Regions from separate parts of the Mus musculus genome. Here region 1 is linked to region 2. The links are chromatin loops, found by intact Hi-C in ENCODE. Cell type or tissue: heart. All regions are shown on one strand. Links, peaks and the distances in the headings refer to the core of each region. The heading gives the core; the rest is flanking DNA.

Region 1 (9,944 bases), core at 600-8,599, 630 kb after region 2:
AATCACGGATAACTCACTTTTGAAATTGATCTTTGCTGCCTGGTAAAGTGCTACATCAGCCACTGCTGCTTCTGAGTCCCTGGCAGCAGGCACAGCAAACAGCACTGGCAACTTCAAAACGCGGGCAGGGAGTGGCTGACTTCTGAGTGAAATCCCCTTGTGGTCCCATTGGTCCAAACACTAATTGGGTATACTCTTGCTTAAGAGAGCAAATCCAGCCACTGCTCTTACAGGGAAGGGGAGCTCACTCTGTGTTTCTATAGTGCATAATAAGCTTTGCCCATTCCCTGAGAATATTTAGCCATGTGTGGTTTGCATTTGAAGCCTCTCAGCGTGGAATGCTTCCTCTCAATTCCAATTTCAGTTAAGTGGCGGTAGTTAGACAAGTCTTGGGGGGCGGGGCATCTTTGATTGACTGGTAAAGCCTGTCATACACCCAGGATGAAGGGAAAGGGCACAGTCACGTGGTGTGCCTTCTAGGGCATCATCTGCTCTACACTGCACCTTAAGGTTGTCTTGGCTGAGCCCATGTGCTTCAGGTGAAGCCTCTAGCGAGAACAGTGGGTCAGCAGCAGAGCCTGGATTTAGATGGGTCCTGACACTGCAGTCAGGTAGACCCTAGTTCAAATCCCACCCCTGCTACATCTCAGCAGTTTGGTATTAGATAAACTAATACTGAAGCTTGCTCCTTTGTGAAGTGGGGAAAACAGACATTTGCTGGCAGGATTGTTATAAAAGTAAACCATTCAATATTTTCCATATTGGGAAGGAGGTGGTCTGAAGAGCCTCTGTTGCCATCCTTTAAACTTTTGCATCAGCCTACATCTATCCACATGGTAATGACCTCGGTTCCGTGTGGACCCCACCCTGTGTGGTATATTAGAATACACAGTCCTTGGAAGGTAGCCTTTGAGAAGGACAGACATCTGGGTTTTAATCCCTTCTCTGCCACCCGCTAGCCATGCGAACAGAGTTGCTTCCCCTCTGTGGACCAATCTAGACAGATTCAACAGAGATCACTAAAGCATCAACCCATATGGCAAGTATGGGGATTCAGTAAGTCTACACCATAAAAATGCTTTGAACTGTACCTGGCCTGAGCAAGAACTCAAATGCCAGCTATACTTCCAATGCCCGTTAGCCGACAGGTGGACATTTGGGCAGTAGAACTTCACACCAAATCGTTGAGAGGTTTTAAAGCGATGACCTCAAAACCAGGCATATAATAGGTACAGACCAACTGAGAGATTCTATTGCCCCATCTCTTAACAGCAACTATAGCTTGGTCCTGAGCCCATCCTCCATGCTCTGACCTTGTGGGATGAACTTTCAGTGCAACAGGGCAGAGGCGTTAAGACTGTGCCTCCTCCCTTCTGGCTGCCTGAAAGGACATGTGTCCCCTGAGACCCCTCAGATGCCTGTGTTACCAGCTGATTGGTGGACTTGATTCTAGTGTTTTATTTGATTTTAGAATTGTTTAAAAAGGAGCACAGTATAATCATTTGCGAACACACTTAAATCACTCGGCAGGATGCAATAAAAACATCAAACTCAAAATTACAGCTCAAAAAGCAGGCTCTGATTTCTCCTCCTCCTGGGTGGGCAAGATGGAAGTGTGCACATGTTTTAGAAAGTAGGGGAAGGATTCACAAGGCATGGCTAAAAGCAGGAGAAGCTCAGGTTCTAGAACCTGGGTCTCCTCAATGCACAAGACCCCTTAGTGATAGGACAGAGTTTGAATGCCACATTCAAGGTCACACGAGGAAACCTAACTATAGACTAGTCAAAGACCCAAATGTGGTCCAGTCCTAAGCCTGCCACAGTACAGACCCATGGAGACCAGAGCACTGTATCCTCCCTGCTAACCCTCAGCTTTGCTGTCTAGAGAATGGGAAAGAGAAATGGCACGTGCCTCAAGGTAATAATAATAGGACTTCAGGGGTACGGAAGCCTCTTGAGTGTGAGCACCCCACTTCATTCATCTCTGTAGGCTCTGGGACCTGAAATATTTTGGGGGTGGACGACGCACTTGTCCAGTCAAGATGAACCACTGGCCTGAGGCTCCTGATGAGAAACTGCCTGGACTACACCCTAACCCCCACCTCCTGCATCCTTGAAGAGGCCATGTCACCTTGACTGAGCAACTCCTCCTTGGTGGGAGCTTTGCTGAGGAGCTGAGCACCCCTTTGACTGCATTCTCTAAGAGACATGACAGAGAGGGAATTTCCCCTTTGGCACCTAAGGCAATTTTTCCCCCTGGGGTATGAAGGCTTGCTGCTGGCTCTGAGCCAGGGTCACGCTGGTCTTGTCCTGATCTAGTTCTCCAGACAGAAAGAAGGAAGAAAACCCACTCTAAGCCAAATATTAAAGCAGGCAAGTAGACTGAGAGCAACCCGCCCACTCAGTACCCTGGGCCCTGGCTGGCCCTGCACCCTGATTTACAGACGGCTTTGAAGAAGCTGGATTTTATAAGTAAGGCTCTGAGGGACTGCCATGTTGGCTCAGCAACTCTCTCCTCTCAATCTCAGCCAGTGCATCTCATTGCTGATACAGTCTTGGCAACGTGGTCCAAAACCAAGCAGATAGGGCTGCAGATAGAAGACCCCAGAAGCCAAACAAAATAAGGGTGTGCTACAGTTTACAGTTTACCAATATGTGTTTGTGTATCTGTGTATGCTCATATGTGTGCAGTTATACACTCAAATGCGCCTGTCTGTCCATCTCCACAATCACATGAGAACACACTCAGTTGAGTTTTTTCGTTTGGTTGGTTTTTTTAAGACATGAATCCTAGGGATCAAACCGGCATCTTCATACGTGCAAAGCAAGCCTCAGATTGCATTTCTGAGTCGCTGATAGCAGAGCAAAGCCAGGTGGCCTGTCAGTTCCACTGCCTGTGTCCCATGAGGCCTCCCCTGAGTCAGGGACACAGGATGGTGATAAGGACACCCATGGAGACTATGATTTTGACTTCTTCAACATCCATTATGCATCAGGCACTCTTGGGGATGTTCCATCTTGTTATGCAACCAGGCAGAAAAACCTTAACATCCTGCCTTGAGAACTCCTCTTCAGGAGAGAGCTGCCTTTCCCCTAGGAAAACACCGTGGTGAGGTGAGACTCTGTGAGAGAGGATGTGGCCGCAGGCCAGGACTTTAGAGGAGGATGGCGGTGCCTAGGAATATCCTGATGCTGCTTCTGGAGAAAGTCGGAAGGCACCTGAGCTGCGATCAAGGAGGCAGCAGAAAAGGAGAGGAGACGGGACAAGATGAGGTGAGGTGAAGAGACAAGAGAGCCTGTCCCAGCTCACCCGCACATCTTCCCTGGGTCCCATGATCTTGTGCCAGTGGGCTTTCTGCAGAATTTAACCACCAGCTGCATTTTATACAAGTTCTTTATTATGGTTTGAGTGGGAACTGTCCCCATAGGCTCATGTGTGTTAAAGCTTGGTCTCCAAATGGCGGTGCTGTTTAGGGAAATTATGGACCCTCTGAGACCTTGCTGCTGGACAGAGGCCACTGGGGAGTGTAGCTTGAGGTATAGCTTGGCCCTTCTTCTGGCTTGATTCCTGCCTCCTGCTTAGCATCGTGCAATAATAAGCAGCTTCCTCTAGCTCCTGCCTCTATGAACCAAGCCACTCTACCAGGTCTTCCCTGTCGTCATAGGCTGTCAGCCTCTGAAAGTGTGAGCTAACATAACCCTTCCTCCCTTGTATTCTTTCTACCCAATTCTTTGCTCACAGCAAAGAATACCGTTGTGATGTCAAGCGGACTGGAGAGATATCATCTGAGGGTCACAACTGGGTTACACAGATATGCCCTTATCAAGGTTAATCTTTCGGCATTACTCTGAGGGGTTCAAGATCGGAGCTCATGCTTGCATGACACATCAGAAAGGCCAAGTCGCATGTTCAAGTTCCCCCAACTCAGTAGTTCAACAGTGCCTGAGTCAACTCCTGCTTAGTCTGAACCACAGAGTATACCTCGTAACAAGGCCAGGACTCCACAACATGAGGGGAAGAGATCAGAAGCCAGGCTAGAACAAGACTAAGGGCTTAGCCTTGCCATGGACTCTGGATGTGTTTTCCAGGACCTAGAGGGATACCATTCAAGAGAGCAACATGTCCACTCCCTGAAGCAGAAAGTTAAAAAGTTGATAGAAGGGTTGGGTAGGTGTTGGGTAGCCATCAGGTATGCCAGGTAGGCCTCCCTGTCTCACTCTCCTTTCCTCTCCTCCCAAGCCCAAAGTTCTTCCAGCATCCTCTCAATATCTCCTTCTAACTTGGAGCCTCAGACAGTGGGCTGCAGATACAACAGGGATAGGTCCCGAAAGATGGACCAGGGCCTAAGATACAAGCTTGAGCCACTAAGGACAGCTGGAACTCCAAAAGAGCACATCGGGCTGTAGTGCCACCTGCTGGTAAGTCTCAGACCTTAGGTCTGGGACTGTCTGAACCCTTTAGAGGTTGAAGTACACAGGGATGACACCAGACAGAGGAGGGGGCAGTCATTTCCTTTATATAAACTTCGTTATATAAAATGAAAAGCCTGTGGAAAGACCCTCAAGCAGTGTAGGGCGAGGGAAAGAGAATACAGACCTTCCTTTGATTTGCTCACAAATTTAAGCCAGTTATCACCAGCTCTGTGATACAGGGTTGTCAGGAAATGCAAGGTTCAAGGCTCAATCCTGGTGTTTCTCCTCTCTTCCTGACTGGCTCATCCACCGTCTGTTATAATCATGAACTCTACCATTCGTGATCCTAGCTCTCTAGCTCTCTCTCCTAGAACCTGACCTCAGGATCGAGCGAGTGACCTTCTAACTCACATGTGTGAATAGACGAGAGAGAGAGAGAGAGAGAGAGAGAGAGAGAGAGAGAGGGAGGGAGGGAGGGAGGGAGGGAGGGAGGGAGGGAGGGAGGGAGGGAGAGAGAGAGAGAGCTCCCAGGATCTACTTGTCACACTCCCCTGGTGCTGGAGTTACAGGTACACACAGCCACACTCAGCTTCCTATGTGAGCTTTGCACTCAAGTCCTTATGTTTGCAAAGCAAGCACTAAGCGATCTCCCTAACTCCTAGCCAGAAAGGCAGAGCTTCTCTGGCCCATAAACTCAAATGGTAAAGAGAACCAGAAAAAAAAAGAAAAGAAAAGAAAAGAAAAGAAAAGAAAAGAAAAGAAAAGAAAAGAAAAGAAAAGAAAAGAAAACAGAGTTAAAGCTGGAGATATGGCACGATTGGTAAAGTGCTTGCCCTGCATTATGAAGTCCAGGGTTCGATCCCCAGCACCACCTAAAACGGTGTGTGGTGGTACAAATCCTAGCACTTGGCAAGTGGAGGCAGAAGGATCCGATCCTCAACATCCTCCTTAGCCTCCGTGAGCCTGAGGCCAGCCTGGGATGCCTGAGACCTTGCTGAAAGAAAGGGACGTGGGTGGAGAGTAAGGACGGAGGAACGGATGGGGGACTGTATGTGATGTGAATGAGCATAGCCGTGACCAGGAAGCACCGAATCTATCAAGTCAGATGAGAAGACTTATATCTGGGCTTGAGGGGTGGGAGTGAAGACACCATAGAACACCCGAGGCCACCGCAGCCCATGACACAGTGGAGTTGAGAGCAGGGTTTAGGTCATTCTGCTGTGTCATTCTAGAGTTCCAACTGATGGTCTGAAAAGACTTTAGAGGTTATCTCGTCCGAAGGCACAGCCAATACCTGAATCTCTCTCCTCCAAGCCCAGCCAATGAGGATTCACTCCCAAGAGTATAAGGATAATGTCATTACAATTATACTGGTGGATTAGAAAGCTCTCTTTGTGTTGAGAACAATCCCTCTTTAGGATTAAATAAGGTAGTGCATTTAGCATGCCCGCCACAGTGCCTATAACATCAAGAAATGTTATCTTCATCTCTGCCTCCCTTATGACAACTACTCCTGTGTCTGTCTTTCCCTTGGGATGTCAGAAAACAAACCTAATTCTTCTTCCCTGAGACAGTCCTTCAGATAGCTGAAGACAGTGCTTCAGGGTCCCTTGAGGCTCCACTTGCCTCAGATAAACAAATACTCCAACCCACTTGCAGACACTCATTGGTAAGCGAGAGCCGTTGCTGTGTGCGCTATGGTTGCCCAGCTGCTGCTGTGTGTATGAGGCTTCAGCGATGCTTATGGAGCAAAGGACAAGGCAGCCACAGCAGAGCAGCCAGGCTCTGAATCAAAACCTCTGGGAGGGACAAACATGGAAGCAGCTGGCCTGGACCAAAGTTGAGCTATTGAAAGAGCTCTATCAGGCTACACCACCTGTCACCCATTTTGATGACTCATCTTTTTTCCCCCCTGAGACAGGGTTTCTCTGTGTAGCCCTAGCTGTCCTGGAACTAGCTCTGTAAACCAGGCAGGTCTCAGACTCACAGAGATCCACCTGCCTCTGCCTCTCTGCCTCTACCTCTGCCTCTGCCTCTGCCTCTGCCTCTGCCTCTGCCTCTGCCTCTGCCTCTGCCTCTGCCTCTGCCTCTGCCTCTGCCTCTGCCTCTGCCTCTGCCTCTGCCTCTGCCTCTGCCTCTGCCTCTGCCTCTGCCTCTCTGCCTCTGTCTCCCTGCCTCTGTCTCCCTGCCTCTGTCTCTCTGCCTCTGTCTCTCTGCCTCTGCCTCCCAAATGCTGGGAGGAAAGGTGTGCGCCACCACCACCAGGCATTGATGACATATCTTAGTAGAAGAAAACTAAGTCAAGGGGCTGGGAACGTAGCTTGGGCAGTTAAGTGCTTGCCAGGCAAGCATGAAGATCTGAGTTCAATCCTCAGAACCTACATTTAAAAAAAAAATGCCAGGCTCTGTGGTAGGCTCCTGTAATCCCACTTCCAGTAGATAAAGACAAGACAAGCAAGCCTTAGAGTTTGCTCACTAGCAAGTTTAGGAGAATAATCAAGTCACAGGTCGCAGTGTGAGATCTTATCTCAAAAAACAAGTCAGGTGGTTCCTCAGGAAACCATCTGGTTTCTGCAGGCACTTGTACATATGCAAGTGCACACCCATACATGTAGCCACACACATGAATATTTACACACACCTAATACATACCACAAATATGCACATACACATATACATTCACAAGGAGAGACAGCGAAAGAATTAAAAGACAAAAAAATTCCCCCATTACTATCACAAAATTAACTCACATCATCTTGGATCCCCAGCCTCTGCCAAAGGACTTCATGCATCGCTTCCCAAATCCCATTCGCTGCTTTTAGAAACCGATCTTGAGCAACATGGCTATGTAATGCATCCTAAATTCTGGAATCCTGGCCTTCTGCTTAGAGGTGATCGACCCTCAAATGTTCTCCAATAAGGTCCAGAGGGAAGCAGCGGCCCCTCCAGGAGCACCGGGAAGCTCGTGTAGAAGTGAGGCCTGTTCACAGATGCCGAAGAGGAAGATGGGAAAGAAGGGGAGGAGACCTGGAGGTCCTCCAAGGCCGGCTTCTGGTTCTTTCTATTTGATCCTTTCTAGATACAGGGGTTGTGAGGCAGGGACAAACTTAAGGTTGGCACCGGAAATTCCTGGAACCACCTGCTGGCTCCAGCCCTCACTGAAGCGCGATCCCATACAATGCATTTAACCTTTTTCTGAAACTTTTTTCCCCATAAATAAAATAAAAACAGGAATGCCTGCATCAAGAGAGGCCTGTGAATATTATATTAAATAGGCATCGAGAGTTTAAGTTCCCAGTAGTGCTGAGCAGCTAATAACCATCCAGCCCTCCTGGAAACAGCTCTCACGAAGTCTAGATACAAGATTTTATAGTCGGTGTCTGAGTATGCCACAGAGAAAGCAAAGCAGCCAGCGGCTGGGGAGTGTACAGCCTTGAAGTCACACTTGGTGAAACAGGCACATATTTACCTGACCCGTCTCCCACGTGGACACCTCAAAGTTCTAAAAGAATATTGAGGCTGGAGTTCAATTAGAGACCAGCAAGCATCGAGTTAATGAGCCAGAAACCAGAATTCAGGGTTGCCAAAAAGGCTGGAAACAGGAAGGGAAAGTCTGAAGAAAGGACTTCGAGAGTCAGCCCTAGGTTTTTATGTACGTGTTCCTCAAATCCTAGGCTGAATTTTCAATGTCATGTGAATGAATACAGAGCACAGGAGTGATGGGAAGAAAACAATAGCGGAGAGAGTGGAGCAACCATCGCAGCAGCTGCCACTGCCTGGGAGGAACGAGCCATAAACAACCTGGGCTTCCCACCGAAGCCACAGAAGTGTCATTCTTTGGGAGTTAGCTCATAGCCCAGGACTGTAAGCCAAACTAAAATATATCCACCCTTACTGCCACAAAACCAAAGTGCTTCTCTATAAATTTAACTGCGCCTAGAACCCTGATCCACACTAGAGGAAGATAAGCTATCCTGAGTCTCTAAAGCAATCTACCCACAATGTCTAGTGTGCAAATTACTAGATGACACACAAAGAGAAAACCATGAAAATAATCAGAAACCAACAGATCTACATCTACCCGCAGTGTTAGAAGGCAGTAAGTTTATAATAACATTGAACCTGTTAAGTAATTTTGCTGAAAAGAATGTAAATAATGACAGATTTTGTTTTCTCAGGCAAGATTTGGAAATGTCTTTAAAGAAACCAAATGGATATTTTAGAACTGATAAATGAAGTGTCTGGCACATATACCTTGTTGTGTGGGATCAATAGAAGGTTTGACACACAACAGGGAAAGGACCATCACACTCAGAGACAGTTGAGAGAAGTGATTCAAGTGGTAGGAGTTCAGAATAGGGCTCAGAAAGTGTGTCACATGCAAACATAAAAGCCATGAGTTTGAATCTCCAGCATCCATGTAAAAATCCAGGATAGCAATGCAAACTTGAAATCTCAGTGTTGGGGAGATAGAGACTGGTAGATCCCTGAAGTTCACTGAATAGCCAGCCTACTCTAACCTCTGAGCTTCAAGTCCTGTGAGAGACTCTGTTTTTAAAACTAAGGGGAAGAGTAATTGAGAGAGACAGCCACTGACAACCTCTGGCTGCCACATGCGCACACAAACAAACACTTGCACACCCATAGCCATGCCCCCCACACACACACACACACCAGAAATTGTTCAAGTGAAATACAAAAAAAAAAAAACTGATTAAAAATAAACAGGGCTCCCTTGACAATATATTGAGCCCATACAAACTATATAGAAAGAGATTGCACCATATATAAAATTGGCATTCCAGAGAAGAAAGAAGGAAAATAATTAAAGAAATATTGATTTGTCTTTTTCTAAATTCGTTCAAAAGCATCATTTCACAGATCCATGATCTTCAGCAACCCAGACAATAAAAATACAAAGAAAATCACACCAAGAAATGATATTGCCAAAAATCCTACAAAATCAAAGGTGGAGAATCAATCTTAAAACGGGAGGAGGGAGATGCAGAGAATGAATAATCCATATGGAGAATTATCACTCATTCTCAGCAAAAAACAGTAGGGGACAGGAGATGGGGGTGGGCGAGCGTCTTTGAAATGCTAAAAGAAAGCGCTTACCCAGCTATGAGGATGCACACAGCCAGAAGAATATGGTTGAGAAAATACAACTAAGACATTGTATAGACAGATGAAACCTGAAGAAGTTTGCCACAAATAAACCCGTTCTGGAAAAAAAATGTTGAAAAAGAATTCACGCCAGTGGAAAATGACATCAAAGGGAAGTGTAAGATCCATAGGGGAAGATGTTGAATAATCAAAATAGTGTAAGTGTGGTAAATACAAAAGATACGTTTCTTTCTCATCAACTATTTTAAAAGTTAATGGGCTACTTCAGGCAAAAATGGTCTTTCCAGTGTTCTGCAGTAAGTCTCTTCAGTATATGTAGAAGTGGTAAGCACCATAGTATAAAAGGCAAAGCATGTAAGTAGGCTGCCTTGTGATGTAATGCAACATTAGTTCAAGGTAGACTT
Region 2 (9,944 bases), core at 728-8,727:
GGAGTGGGAGTAGGAGTGGAGTTCCCAGAGCACAGGGCGGGCTGCCCTGCACATTGACAGTTTACTGACATTCCTGCTTTGAAGGAAGAGTTTGGCTTTTGAAAATACCAAGCCATGCAATGTGCTCTAGACTCAAGCCTAGAATACTTTTCAGCAGATCCTAGAGGTCAAAATGCAAAGTGAGTGTGGAGGAAAAGTAGCAGAAATGCTCTAAATATGAGCTGGCTGGGTGATGTCGGAGCAGGTTGCATATGATGTCATCTGAATAGATCGAGGATGGGGCCAATGGCTGGAGAGTGATTTGTATGCCTCCTCTCCTGCCAAATCCACATGCTGAGGTCCTAACTGCTGTTAGCCCAGAATGTGACCTTATTTGAAAACCCTGGAACATTGCATATGTAATTAGTAAAACTGAAGTCCTGGGGAAGTCAGTTGACCCCAACATGACTATATCCTTATAGATGGGTGGGAGTTTGGATACAGAGATACAATATATGAAGACCACCTCTTTGAGAGTGGTTATGCTGCCTTAAGCTAAGAAACTTCCAGAAGGTAACAGTGAAACCTGTAAGCTTCTTCCCAGTGCAGTTTTAAGTGTATTTTTTCTAGGTATATTTATTTTTACTTCATGTATCTGTGGGTTTTACCTGTGTGTGTGTATGTGTGTGCACTGTATGGGTGCCCATGGAGGTCAGAAGAGAATGTTAGACATAGTCCCTGGAATTGTAGTTTCAGATGATTGTGAGTTTCCATGTGGGTACTGGGAACTGAACCTTGGTCCTCTTTAAAAGCAATATGTGATCTTGACATCTCTCCAGCCCCACTAATGTCTTCTTGATCTGCAACGTTGAGCCTCCATTGTTGTGAGACAGTTCATCTTCTTGACTTAAGCCACTTAGCATGTGACACATGTTACCACCACCCAGTGAGCTAATGACTTTGTGGATCTTATTATGGCCTGACACAATAGCAGATGTTGGTTTCCATGGACTTATAAAAGGCTCTCGCTTGCAATGTCCCTCCCAGGCTCACGTGTTCCCGCTCAGTGTTTGAAACCTTGGTCCCCAGGTCAAGATGCTGTTTTGGGGAGGTTGTGGACTCTTAGGACTCTGACCTACCTGGCAGAGTGCTGTTGCTAAGGGCAGGCTCTGTGAAAGTAATAGCCACTCCTGGTCCCATTCCTTACTTCCTGATCAATTAAGAAGTGACTAAGATGTGCCCAGGCTCCTGTGCACAGCCTAGGCTACCAGGTACCCTGCCTTCTCTACCATAACAGACTGCTATAGCCTGTAACAATGAACCAAAATAAGCCCTTCCTTACCAAGTGGTTTCTTCCAGGCTGTGGAATAAGGATGATAACTATACATAAGGTTTCCTTAGCCCATGCTGAGATGAGGCCCTCATCCCCTGGTGATGGAAAGCGCCATTTCCCACAGTGATAGCCACCGAGAACTGTCTTGGCAGGCTAAACAGGCTGGAAGTTGGCCGTGATTGGAAGACTTAGGGGTATTTCTTATTTTATGCTTTTTTCCCCCATTTCTGCAGCAAGGCATACTTAACTCCTAATTCCACTCCTTGATTAAACATTAAAGGCTTGCACTGGCTCTGCAGAACATGGAATTATCTGTTAACTTGCAATCATGCTAAATTCATAAATCTAATTTGGCCCTGGCATTAAGCCAGGAGCAAATGCACCAGATTAACTTCTCCGAACTATCGGGACTAAAAATGAAAATTCTTCCACTGTTATTGTTTTTTTTTTAATTAATCTATTTAACGTCACTCCTAGAGGCTATGTGCAGGTCTCTCAAGTGCGGGGAGAACTGGAAATGGACAACTGAACTTGATACCCTCTGCTCTCCTGACTCCTCGATTAGAAAAGCTGTCTCCGAAGTTGCTGCCTGAAGAGCTGGTTTCTGACTTGGGATCCTGGTGCTGTACCAAGGTCACCTTTCACAAGTGAGAAAGGGAAGGCCAGAACATTAACTAGGTCTGAATCACTCGCTGGAGCTCAACAAAGTTCCAGCCGCTGGGCTGACACTGGCCATGCCAGCCTAAGTCATGTCACGTCCCTACTCTCAAGGCTCTTAAGGGCCAACTACGGACGGAGAGGGGGTGGATTAGGCGTTCTAGCCTTATGGTAAGTGGACCTGTTAGCACATGCACAGGACATAGGGACAGCATACAGAGGTGACCACAGATGATCTCTGCAGGAGGAGACAGTTGAACAGAGCTTTGTAGAACGATGAGAGGCAGGCAAATGGGGAAGCAAGAGGCTACCTCTCAGGAATATTCAGATGCTGAGACACAGACCAGAACCCCAGCCCTGCAGAGTCTCCTTTACTGTTGTAAGCACCTCGGGATATCACTAAAAAGTGAAAGGAAAGAGTCTTTGAAATGCATGAGGAAGAGCCTGTGGACCATCTTTCAGGGGCCAGAATGGAGTGACCTTAAACCAGTGTTCACCAGTTTATGTTGGTGGTGATTTTGCTGGCCATCTTTTTGATTGTCACACTTTAGTGGGCTACCACAAGCATCCAGTGGGTACAGGCCAGGAATGCAGCTAAAGATTCTGCTGAGTACACCCCAGACTCCTTGACCAAGAATTACAGGCCAAATGGACACATGTTGAGCTTGGGAAACTTGGTCTTCAAGCAGTTTTTGATAGGAAGAGTAGGGTGACTGTAGCCCAGCCAGGGGTTGCTCCAGTCCGGAAAATGAGGCACTTTTCCCCAAAGTATGAGTGTCAGTGGAAAGGATGGATAGGTGGATACCTGTCCAAAAGTAGGTTGCTCTAACAAGGTCAAGTGCGTGCGCGACTTATCCTGACCATCCCGTACCCTCTGCCATTGATTCCTAAGGAGGGGCTGGAAGGACTGCACTTTCTAAGTTATTGGCTCATTCTTGACAGATGGCAGAGAGCAACCTAATTTTGTGGAAGCCTCCTCCTCCTCTTCCTCCTCCTGTTCCTCCTCCTCTTCTTCCTCTTCCTCTTCCTCTTCTTCCTCCTCTTTATTTTAAAGTCATGCAATTAGATACAAGAGCAACTGTATATTTAGAAGGGGAAATGCATCCAAAGTAAATACACATCTACAGTAAATGAATGGTTAATGCAGATGGAGAATCTGGTGACTCAGGCTGGCTGGAGCTCAGCCTTCACAGGTTTCTGGGCAAATGAACCATGACTGAGTGGCAATGAGGTCCTGTAAACTCAAGGAGCCTGTAGGGAAATGGTGAGATGCCTCTGTTTCTCTCAGTAGAAGATTCAGTCACTGTGTACAGAGGCCCTCCTCAACAGCAACACAGAGGGCAGACTGTCTGCTGTGTAGAAACACTGGGGGGAGAGGGGGCACGTTAGTAGCCCTGGAGGAATTATGGGTGTAAAAGGGTCTGTCAGCAGGAACCAGTTCCTTTCATCTCAGCACTTGGGGGAACCAGGAAGGACTATAGAGACTGCCCAGCATCCCAGCATCCAGCCATTGTGGCCCAGAGATTGTGGTCATGTTGATATTGTTTTCCTCTTCTATGAGCCTCTTCCAGCCTTGCCAGAGAAATAGGAGAGAGCTCAGATGGGAATGGAGCACTCCCAACTGCAAGGTCCCTAACATGCTCTGGCCAGACTCTGCCATTCAAGTGAAGCAAATGGGTAATCCCATTCATTAGGTTCTCCCACTTCTGACCATCAGAATAACCCTCCCCACCTCCAGTGTGTCCCTCTATCATGTGTTAACCTCCATTCCTATGATTGTAAAATGCCATAAAAAATACAAATCTTCCCAGGTTATTACAGAAAACTAAAACCCATGCTCCTCTCTACAGCCTGGAAGGTCCCTTCCTGCTTCCCTCTTTTCAGCTTTGTCCCTGACTCCGTGTGTCATGGTGCTCCATCAATTGTGGTACTCTTGCCATGCCTCAAACATGCTAGTCCCCCTCTGTCTTGGCACCTTTGCACTTATTGATCCTCTTAGCCAAAGGCTCTTCTCTTTGCCCTTTACCTGGATTATTTTTTCCTATTTTCACAGTCTGCCACAAACGTCTACCCAGGAAGCCTTCCTGGGTCTCACTATCTTATGCAGGCGCCTTCCTCTGCCACCAGCTTTGCATTGCTCTTTATCTGGAACCCTACAGCTGCCCTTCCCAAGCCGCCCTACTCCTCTGTTTGTCACAGGTATCTGTCTTACAAGATAAAGGTTATCTCTGTGAGTACAGGCTGTGACAATTCACAGCCACATCCCAGGTCTTCAGTGCCTGGTCCAGAAAAGATCATCAGGAAATCTATGCTTAGGGCTGGGGAGGCAGCTCAGTGGGAGAGTGCTGCTTTGCAAGAATGAAGACCTAAGCATCCAAGAAAAAAAGACAGGCATGGCTGCCCATGCCTCTAACACAGCCTCAAGGGAAAGAGATGGTTGGATCCCGAGAGTACATAGAATAGCAAACAGAAAGAAAGCTAGGATAGATGTGGCCAAGGTACTAAAGGGAGCTTGTAAGACTCCCTTTTAATTAATGTTGAAAGATAGCTTGCTGTATGCCTGGCACTGGCCTAAGCACTTCACCAGAGTGAAGTCATTAATTACCACATCAGAAGGCAGATGTTTATGTTTGTCTAAACACATAGCTCGAGTAAGGCTGTTCTAATTCAGTTTCCTCCAAGCCACTGAGCAGTTATCTTGGAAGAGATTATTGTTCGCATCTTAAAAACAACGTCACAGAAGCTCAGAGAGGTGAGTCACCTATTAGCAGCAGCTCCTTGGAGATCTCTCCAAGGAAGCCAGATTTGCTTCTGTGCTCTTCCTGCTACACCATATAAGGCCAGCAGAGGGCAGATGAGAGCAAGATTGCAGCCCTGTGGACCTCTGGACAGGTGATGTGAGTCCACTCGTTCTCCTATTAAAACAAGGAAGAAAAAAAAACCGAATTTGTTTTATAACTTACAAGTTGTTTGACTTGGACAAGGCATTTAATCACTCTGAGTTTATTTCCTATTTCCATAAAATGGAGAAAATTGTATTTGCCCTCATAGGGATACAAGATTTCAATGACAGGCACAGAAGAAATGCTTAGCCCTTTGTGGCACAGAGCAAACACTAAAAATGATAGCTAGTAGCAGTCCCATTATTCATCGCTCTCACAACAGTTTGTTCGTTTCTTTGATAATCTTAACTCACTAAATGCTTATTTAGTGTCTGTTCCATAGAAGACATTGCCCAGGTGCTGGTGGGGTTAGTTCTACGAAGGTCACACAGAAGACTGTTAGCATGTGACTGCAGTATCTGTGGGGAACTTAGGGAATCCTTGTGGGAGAAACACAAGGAGGCCATCTTGGAATGTAGTATCCTTGAAGTGTCTCTGTGAGAACACAGATGTGAAGTCTGACCCCAACTTGCAGAGCCTGCAGCTCTGAGGACAGAGCTTGCTCCCCTGTGAACTTCACATAGCTTCATAGCTAGCACTGACAGTCAGCTAGGTTTGGGGAAAGGCTGGCTTGGATATAGAAATAACATAAAAGACATAATGCCCTGAAAACAAGGACTACCAAGACCCACATGCCTTCCTGAGGTGGGGGATTGCCAGGACCCACATGCCCTATTGAGGTGGTTTGGCTATCCTCTGAGGGAAGGGGCCTGAGAGAAGGGTATAGAACTCTTAGCCTCAAAAGTTCACACTATGTGTTCTTCCACTACCAGCTCAGGGATGCTCCCTGTCCGCCCAGTGACATATGCCTTTGTCACCAATGCAGGGATGCTCTCCTTTTCCCTGGTGACATATGCCTCTGACACCAGTGCAGGGATAGTCTCCATCTCCCCAGAAACATTTGTTACCAGAGTCTTTGAGCATTGCTCATTTGTGGACCAGTTTCCTCATCTTTAACAAAGAAGTTGTATCAGCTAGTTCTGTGGATGCCTTTCAAGCCTTACATTATGTGAATTACATGCAGATATCCTTGCTCAGCAAGACAGTCTACTCTATAGATTTTGGGAACTATTAAAGGAATCTACTTCTGCCAGATAAAGGTCTTTCTTACTTACCCACAGGAAAGGCCCAGTCCTTTGTCCTGGGGCTTGGATTCCTCTTAGATGTGGCCTCTTGTCCTGTCTACTCTCCCTAGGGCCTCTCACCAGTCATGCCACCATCTTGGTTGCCTCTACCTTCTCCCAGCTTTTCCTTCTGCAGACTGTTAGACCATGCAAGGCTCTAACCAAGTGCTGAGAGGTAGCCATGTTTTTTTCCAAATCTACTCTTCTGTGTCCACAATGCCAAACTTGACATTTCACAACATAGTGATCATGACTACCATCAGCCAGTGTTCAGAGCTCACAACATGCTAGATGTGATATTGTTTATTTCATACTTGATTGTATTGACCTTTTCATTGGTGTGCACGTGTGTGTATTGTCTGTGTGTGTCTATGTACATGTGTGTGTTGTCTCTGTGTGTGTCTGTGTGCATGTGTGTGTATTGTATGTGTGTGTGTCTGTGTATGTCTGTGTTCATGTGTGTGTGTGCATGTGTGTGTTGTCTCTGTGTATCTGTGTTCATGTGTGTGTGTGTTGTCTGTGCATGTCTGTGTGTATATGAGTGTTGTTTGTGTGTGTGTGTGTGCATGTGTGTGCACAGGTAAACTCACATTTGCATTTGAAGGGCAGAGGCTAATGTGTCTTACTCAATCACTCTCCACATTTTTTTTTTTTTTTTTTGAGGCAGGGAATCTTACTGAACCTGGAACCCATCAACTCTCTAGGTTATATGGGCAATGAGCAGAGCTCCTCTCTCCATTTCCCAAAGCCCTGGGGATACAGACAAGCTCCGACATGCCTGACTTTTATATGAGGACTAGGAATCTCAATTCAGTTCCTCACATGTGTATGGTAAGCACTTTACCCACTGAGACATCTTCCCAATCCCAAAGTATATCATTTTTTGATACTATTTCTGTTTTTTTTTTTTTTTTTTGATGGAGCAACAAAGATTCAGGGTGGTTAAATAGTTTGATGGCAGATATCTATGGATAGTCTAAGAGTTTCTGCAGATAGCTCATCTCCCTGCTGAAAGAGAGACTTCTGCTAGTTGCAATTCTTGGGTCCTTTAAGGAGACACTGAAAACTTGCATGATAAGCTGTAATAGCTTCTATGACATCTATAATAGTTTCTATGATATCAGCAGGATGGGAATGGGATGCTGAGTAGAAAAGCTGTCTCTTGGGGTACTTGGACACTGGAAGAATCACCGAGAATCGAAATACAGAGGACACCTCTGCCCTAGCCCAGGCCTGTGAGCTCTGAGCATGACCATCCTTAGCTATAGCAGACTGAGGAAAAAAAAGAAAACGTCCTCATCAGAGGAACAGGCTTCAGGCCAAGCTCACAGTGGCTACTGGGAATGGTTAGCAAGGTTTTTTGAGTGGGGACTCTTTCTTTTTTAAAGCTGAGAGTGGAAAACAAATAGCAGCCATGTAAGTGATCTGCAGCTTTGAATTCTGCCCTCATGTACGGCAGGGGGGAGGGTTACAAGAGGTGGGAGGGGGAGGAGCAGAGACATAAGGGCGGTGACAAAGCAGAAACCCGCCCGCCCGATGCTTTCTGATTCAGTCACTAGGAGGAGAAATCTGCCTGTCTATAATGATCCCTGTTGGCAGCCAGCACTAATGGAGTGTGTGGAACTGGTCCTTTGGGACAAGGTGTGTGAAAAATGGCTGCCAAGTGTTAAAAATCAGGAGATTTGTTCTGCGTTTGTGAAGAAATGAATTCCAGATACTTTTTTTTTTTTTTTTTATTCTGGGATTTTTTTTTCCTTTAGCTTTTCAAACCCTTAGCTGAACAGGAGGGAAGAAAAGTGAGCTGAAGTGGCTCCGATTTGCAACAAGAGTGCAATTTCAATTGATTTAAAGTGGGGAGCAACCGAGGTAATGACCACAGAAAGAGGCTGGAATTAGTCAATAAATAAAGTTCAAGGTCCCCAGCCTGACTTCTCTTTCATTAGCTTTAAAGAATGGAAATGCAGGAATGGGAGGTTCCGTCATCTGGTTCCAGAAGAAAAGGAAGGTTGTACAGGACCTGGCCCTTATCCAGAACTCAACCCCAGCAGGATAATTTGACTTAGTATTTTGAGAAATCTCTCTCTCTCTCTCTTTCTCTCTCTGTCTGTCTGTCTCTCTCTCCTCTCTCTCTCCTCTCTCTCTCTCCTCTCTCCCCCCTCTCTCCCTTTCCTCTCTTCTCTCTCTCTCTCTCTCTCTCTCTCTCTCTCTCTCTCTCTCTCTCTCTCTCTCTCTCTGTGTGTGTGTGTGTGTGTGTTCCTCCCCCTTATGGGACACCACCAAAAGAAAGTAAGACTCTAGGACTCTGCCAAAGTCCAGCTTGGTGAACCAATGAGTTTCTCAGGGTCCCTGACAGGACATGGGTGAGGAGCTACTTTAAGAAGTATGGGCGACCCCAAAGTGACCATGCCCCCAGGTAAGCTGCCCTCTAACCCCAGCATGGATAACAACTTCTCCCCAGAGCTGCATAGTTGTAGTCCCCCTTACAAAGTCCTGCAGTCTTTGTATTCTAGCTCCTCTAAGACCACAAAAAGCCACATGTCTATAGGACAGAATTAAATACCACTGTCTGGGAGGTGTAGGAGGTAGCAGCTGAATTCTCAGGTGAGGGCCTTCCTCACAGTCCTCTCTCTGTGAGACAGCAGCAGCAGCAAACACAACTGATTTTGAGTCTCACAGATAGTCACAGCTACTCTAATAGGGAGATGGCTTTTGAGCTCAGGGGATTGTATTCTATAACACTTAGAAGCTGTTCCTGCTAACAGACCTTCCCCAAAGCTTTGGCCTTTGCTTGTCACCAGGATACTCTTACAAGCTAAAAGACCCAGGATCCTAGAGTCTCAGAGACAGGGGATCTGACACTAAATAATCTCTCTCTCCAACTGTCTCCTTCCCCAAACATCAGCCCATTACGGCTACTAGCCACATAAAACTCCTTTCCTTATTTTAAGGCTAGAATGGCATGACTACTATCCAGTAGGTACATGATCATGGGTGTGGGGCTGAGCTTGTGAGAGCATGACTGACAGAAGTGGACACTCATTTGTGCTGGTCTTTATTACTATAGTTGTTGTCTTTCTATTTCCAATAGGATAATGAGTGTTTCTGGCTGTATGTATGTGTACATATACATATATATGTGTGTGTGTGTGTGTATGTGTGCCTGCATATATGTGTGCATAAGTATGTGTGCATATATATGTGTGCATAAGTATGTGTATGTTCATGTATATGTGTGTGTACATGCCATGTGGAAGGATGGTGTGACATGGTTTTCTGTCCCTGGAATAGAGTGTAGCCCTCCATGAGTGTTGACAGTTGCTTGGCATGAGGCTTATTTCTATAAAAGTATATTTTTTACTTTATGTTACTCCTTCAGGAAATATTCTCCCAATCAAGGTTATTGGGGAAGGTTCTCCCTGCCAGGTTTAATGACTCCATGATTCAGAGACAGCATGAGTCTGGGAAGTGAGGGTGTGTCTATGTCCTTAGTAAAAAGTAAACACTGAGACTTTTAGGACAGCCCTTAAGGCTGTAGGAAAAAACTCTGAAAACAGTTCAAAATTAAATAATTTCCCAACTATGCCAAATATAAGAATACAATATGATTTTTATGGGGAGCTTCAGGAACCTGAAAGAACAGAGGCAGCTGCACTGGGAGCCAGCTTGTCAGAAAGATACAAAGGCAGATTCCTGAGTTCAAGGTCAACCTGGGACAGAGTAAGGCTAGGCCTAGACATGGTAGGAATGGCAATCTCAGAGCAAGATCCCACCCAGCTAGCATATTGTCTGTGCAGGCAGATCTCTGAATTCATTTGCAATGTTAAGAAGATAAAGAAAAGAAGTAAGAGTGTACTTACTGTCCTTTTCTACAAAATCAAGGGGCTGGGGTCAGGAGATGATGATTCGTGA

Evidence for each region. A loop is a pair of places that touch in the nucleus more often than their neighbours do. Peaks named below come from ENCODE experiments on the same cell type or tissue, not always from the same donor. Only the 100,000 strongest peaks of a DNase experiment are listed, where the experiment ranks them.
Region 1: a loop joins it to region 2, with 18 times the contacts of the local background. A loop is called at or near these places in 6 of 42 quality-filtered maps.

Annotation. Positions count from the first base shown.
Region 1 is chr11:80,901,116-80,911,059 of GRCm38, reverse strand. All of the region lies in intron 3 of Asic2 (acid-sensing (proton-gated) ion channel 2), which reads left to right. It overlaps Gm51909 (a long non-coding RNA gene), which reads right to left. Exons shown (of 3, transcript XR_003949743.1): 1 at 1-9,944. Among named protein-coding and RNA genes, the nearest start is that of Gm51909, 8.2 kb to the right of the region's middle. In heart, for the core only: a CTCF peak has its summit at 4,417 (motif pointing left); no DNase peak of the experiment used is centred there.
Region 2 is chr11:81,529,743-81,539,686 of GRCm38, reverse strand. It overlaps a transcript of Asic2 not described here. Among named protein-coding and RNA genes, the nearest start is that of 1700071K01Rik, 39 kb to the left of the region's middle. In heart, for the core only: no CTCF peak of the experiment used is centred there; no DNase peak of the experiment used is centred there; H3K27ac peaks cover 949 bases.